2 separate regions of the Homo sapiens genome follow, and region 2 is linked to region 1. The links are chromatin loops, found by intact Hi-C in ENCODE. Cell type or tissue: chondrocyte. All regions are shown on one strand. Region 1 overlaps FTO (FTO alpha-ketoglutarate dependent dioxygenase). Region 2 overlaps LOC105371279 (a long non-coding RNA gene).

Region 1 (2,500 bases):
GGAGCAAAGAGGAGGGGAAAGGCCAGACTAAATTCCTGGGTTATAAGAAAGGGTTATGTTGCTTTGGGCTTAATGGCTCATAAATTCATGAGGTAATATTCAGGGAAAATGTGATATTTTATCAGAATGTCATTCAAATATAAGGTTTAACATTTACATCACAAGAGCATGGATGGAGTAAAACTATCCGCTGGGAGAAAAAATGGCAAGAATAAACAGTGTGATAAAAATGGTGTTTTCTGGGACAGGAAATGGGAAGTGGAGGATGGGGGAGTTTTAGAGACAGCTGACTAAACTTTTTGAAATATGTGACTGGTTATGACATGTGAAGCAATTACCATTAATGGAAGAAAAGCGATTTCAAAGCTCATTTTCCATTCTTCTATATCCTTCCTGAGACTACACCTTGCAGCCACAAAGTGAAAAAAGAGCACAAAGACAGAAATCACAGCGCAAGTCTCTTCCCTGGTACGAGGGCCGATAAAGGTTGCTTTACTCATAAGCAAAAGGGGAAAAGTAATGCACATATTCCCTGAGGTTTTTTATTTTCTCAGCAAAAGAGATCGATGTTATTTTGCAGAACAGACAAAATGCATTGATTTAAAGAAATCCTTCCACAACACGCACGATTTTACAATTCAAAAAAAAGTATAAAGATAAAAAAGAATCATTTGTCTAAAATGATAATAATTTTGAGTAAGATAGTCCCTGGAAGCAAAGTGAGGACACTCAGAAATTCCATTTGGATTAGTCTAATGCTATAGAATCCAAATGTGCACCAAACACTGTACTTTTTATGTTAAATTGCTGTTGAATTTGTTAACCCACAACTGATATCCTGTGCTATGGAATCTTGGAGATTACAGCTAACTTGAAGCAACAGGGATAATTCTTGACAGTTAATGGTATTTTTGTATGCGTTTTCCTGAAAGGCTAACATCTTGGGGCCTCAATCTGGTAGCTCAACATTGCCCCCTACTGCTTGCAACTGAGAAAATATGAGGTGGGCTGGTACCAAGTAGAAATCTAACCAGCCACTGCCAATTCCACCCGAGTATACAAATACCAGATGGTACTAAACGAACAGAACCACAGAACCGTAGATTCATCCAACAATTATTCTGTTCTGTCTTGTCCAATAGAAAAAAGAAATCACTATGAATTTGTAAAAAGTCACTGTAAAAGGCTTGAAGCAATGCTTACATTTAATTTGGAAGAAACATCCCTTTTATCTGGACCTAAATCTTCACTCTGCTGATAAAGATCATCCCAAGACACGCTGAGGAGAGACACTGAGGCCACTGATCTCCCTCAGAACACTTAGAAATGACACGCCAACTTCTGGGAAACCAGCACCAGAGAGTTCGCAGAATTGCTTTTCCTTTTAGTATTTTTTATACAAGAGCGACAAAACAAATAACAGATATTTCCTCTTAACGCATGTGCCACCACCTTCAAATTATTTATACACAAATTTACATAGATATAACTAAATTCCTTAAATGAATTCATAATGAATATCACTTGTAAGCTCACAATACCAAATATTTTATTTTTTATTTGTGTGTGTGTACGTGAGACAAGGTCTCACTCTGTCACCCAGGCTAGAGTGCAGTAACGCGATCACAGCTCACTGTAGCCTTGAACTCCTGGGCTCCAATGATCCTCCCACCTCAGCTTCCCAAGTAGCTCAGACCATAGACATGCACCACCACACATGGATAATTTTTTTTAATTTAGTAGAGACAAAGTCTCACTATGTTGCCCAGGCTAGTCTCAAACTCCTGGGATCAAGCAATCCTCCCAACTTGGCTTCCCAAAGTGCTGAGAAGACAGGCATTAGCCACCATGCTGGGCCAGATTTTACTTAAAAAAAATAAAAAAAAAAAAGCTCTTGAACAAAAACAATTTTTTTTTAATTTGGTTTTTAAAAAACAAAATCAAGGGCTAGGCATGGTGGTTCACGCCTGTAATCCCAACACTCTGGGAGGCTGAGGCAGGTGGATCACCTGAGGTCAGGAGTTGGAGACCAGCCTGGCCAACATGGTGAAACCCCATCTCTACTAAAAAATACCAAAATTAGCCAGGCATGGTGGCGGGCCCCTGTTATCCCAGCTACTAGGGAGGCTGAGGCAGGAGAATCACTTGAACTCGGGAGGCGGAGGTTGCAGTGAGCTGAGATCGCGCCATCGCACTCCAGCCTGGGCAACAGAGCAAGACTCCGTCTCAAAAAAAAAAAAAAATCAATAAGAGCTCCTTTCTTATTTGCTCTTCAACTCTAATTCACAGAGTTGTCAAATTACAACTTCAAAGTCAAGCTGATGTCTTAGAGCCAAGGTTCATCAAGTTAAGAGGTTCTAACTCATATGTAAATGGACAAAATCAGAATTACACAGTAGGGGGAAAAAATGTTGCCCTGAAATTGAAGCTGCCTTTATATAAGCAGCCCATAAAAATGGAGAGTACTCATAACAGGCTTAGTTTAGGAACAGAACTGACT
Region 2 (2,500 bases), 1.5 Mb before region 1:
TTTCCTCTAAGAAACCCAATCCCCTTCAAGGCAGTCATTATGCTAGATAAGTATGTGGTGAGCCAGGATATAGAGAGGAAGTGGGAAGTTTCCCTGGACTCAGCAGAAATTTGGTGTCAGAAGCAGAAATAGCCCCTTGTAAGCACATGGCTAATGGTTACATAGCTCTTCCTTTTCTGCATGGGTTCAAGGGGATAGATTTTTACACGAATATGTCATGGCTCCGGACTGAACTGTAAAATTCTAGAGGACAGGGAATAGAACCTATTTGTTTATTTCTCTCTCCAGGACCTAATGAAATAAGTATTTGTTGATTACATGGTAAATTTGGGGATTAGAAATGTCCTTAAAATCTTGATCAAGTTACTTCGAACTCTGGCAACACTTTTATCATATCTGGACTGAGTGTAATAATATTTTAAAGATTAATGAAATGTTGGGCAGCTCTTGTGCTATTTGGCTGTTGCAGGAACTGAGTCATAAGGCAAAAACATTTATAAAATACAAAATAATGATTTATACAGTAAGTTATACTCCCTCAGGCAAAGATGTTACATAAACCACAAGGTATTTGGCCACTGCAACACATGTAAGATGTCTTAAATACCATGAGATTTATAAATATTTTTAATAGTTAAATTTAACTTCGAAAGTTACCTAATATCCAATGAGGTTTGAGATTGGAACTTGTTTTTCTTTTTTGCATTTGAATGTGCTTCATTTAGGTTGATGCAAGCAAGTTAGTGTGGGTGCTTAATAGCATATCATAAAGGATTTAACTTAATTCCACCATAATGAATTAATTCTCTCAGTGACACTGTTTTCATTATAGATTTAATGACATCACCTTGGCCAACATTCAGGAATTCAGAACTCTAAGTTACCCTGAACTATCTAAAAACGAAAATGGAAAGATAATTCTGCTTCATGTCTGGTGTACTCCAACTGTGGATAAGGGTACGTAGAGAATGTCTATTATTTTGAGTAGTTGAGTTAAAAATAAAACTCCTAACACCAGTGAGGAAATTGGATTCCACATTCTCTTAAACTGTCCCAAGGGACATTCATTTTACAAAACATGAAACCAAGAAGAAGAAGAAAGCCCTAGTGTTTCTTTTCATTGGCTTATGTCATGATTATCTGTTGTAAACATAAAAGGATAAATATACAATCTGAAATCATAATTCAGGGACAAGTTTTCGCCAGCGAAGGAAAGGAGGAATGAGTGTAAAAATATTTATGCTGCATTTTCAAGGACTGTGTTTAATTTCCTTTTGGATTTGTTTATTTTGTGGAATTAGAGGGATGTTGCATCCTATTTTTATAGCCTTGTATTGTTATAGGAATGTTTTGGCAGATGCAAAATTAGAAACAAATTTTGTGTGTTCTCTAGTGCCCTTCAGGGCCTTAAAGGACAGGAACAAAGTATGGCAGTTTGTCATCAGAGCTCCAGGAAGCCACGAGGAAACTGAGCTTAGGAACCAAATTGCTCAAAATGGGAAAGAAATGAAGAGATGTACAGCAGATGCTCTCAGCCTGGAAGTGTAACCTTCGGGAAGAAGGAACCACCAGTCATGCTAATTGGTCTTGAACAAGGCTTGTTTGCGCTGAGAGATGAGAGAGAGCACCCCATTTCTTCCTGATTCAGTTCTGTAGACATCTTTCTGGGATTTGCAATTGATAATTATAGACACAGAGATACACTTGGCCTAATTTGCCAGCCTATTTGGAGTCATGAGTGTCACCCTGTATGTCTGGTATATGTGCAGATGGTTTCTGGCGGCTTCAATAAAATCAGAAAACACAAAATCTCTATTTTTTTTTTCCAGACAATTGAAAGGGGCTGGTTGTCAGTGTCCTGGGTGTTGAAATGAAAAATATTATGCTGATTTTTTAGAAGTGTTCCTTATGCTTATAGACCCATAATTTCACTACACTCTGTTATCTAGGCTAAGTGTAGGGGTGAGGAAGTAGAGTCAATCAATACTGGTATCAGGTTGGAATTAGTGAATGCTTTAACGCAGTACATATAATTTCTGATTTCCATTTGTAAACTGAACTCCTGCTTTAATCAGTTCAGTACTTATTAACTCAGCATTTTCCCAACATCACTCATTTGAGTACCACCTTTATGATATTTTTGGCCATGTCTAAGTACTATTTGTACCATCATTTACCTGTTTTTTTAAGCAGACTTAATTTTTAAAAATAAAATAAATGTATTTTAAGAAGAAAGTTTATATCACTTTTATAAAAGGAAACAAACAGTCAAGAAACAAGTACCACCAATACGAAGTAACCATCGAAATAATGGTTGCTTATCTAAGGCTCCCTGAACCTTAGGCATTTTCATTCTTCATGAAAAGGGAGGTTATTCTGTATCAGAAAGGTGTTAAAGCTGTGGTAGTACCAGTGGAGAATATCTCTTTGATAATCAGAGGATGAAAAGAACAGTGAAAAAAGACTAAAGGATTTGACTTTACTCAAAGTGCTCACAGTG

What was found. Peaks named below come from ENCODE experiments on the same cell type or tissue, not always from the same donor. Only the 100,000 strongest peaks of a DNase experiment are listed, where the experiment ranks them.
Region 2: it touches region 1 in a loop (4-fold over the local background); 2 of 110 quality-filtered maps call a loop at or near these places.

The regions. Positions count from the first base shown.
Region 1 is chr16:53,890,737-53,893,236 of GRCh38, reverse strand. All of the region lies in intron 7 of FTO (FTO alpha-ketoglutarate dependent dioxygenase), which reads right to left. Among named protein-coding and RNA genes, the nearest start is that of FTO-IT1, 150 kb to the left of the region's middle. In chondrocyte, a CTCF peak has its summit at 969 (motif pointing left); no DNase peak of the experiment used is centred here.
Region 2 is chr16:55,366,012-55,368,511 of GRCh38, reverse strand. It overlaps LOC105371279 (a long non-coding RNA gene), which reads left to right. Exons shown (of 3, transcript XR_933600.3): 2 at 833-957; 3 at 1,394-1,809. Among named protein-coding and RNA genes, the nearest start is that of IRX6, 43 kb to the right of the region's middle. In chondrocyte, no CTCF peak of the experiment used is centred here; no DNase peak of the experiment used is centred here.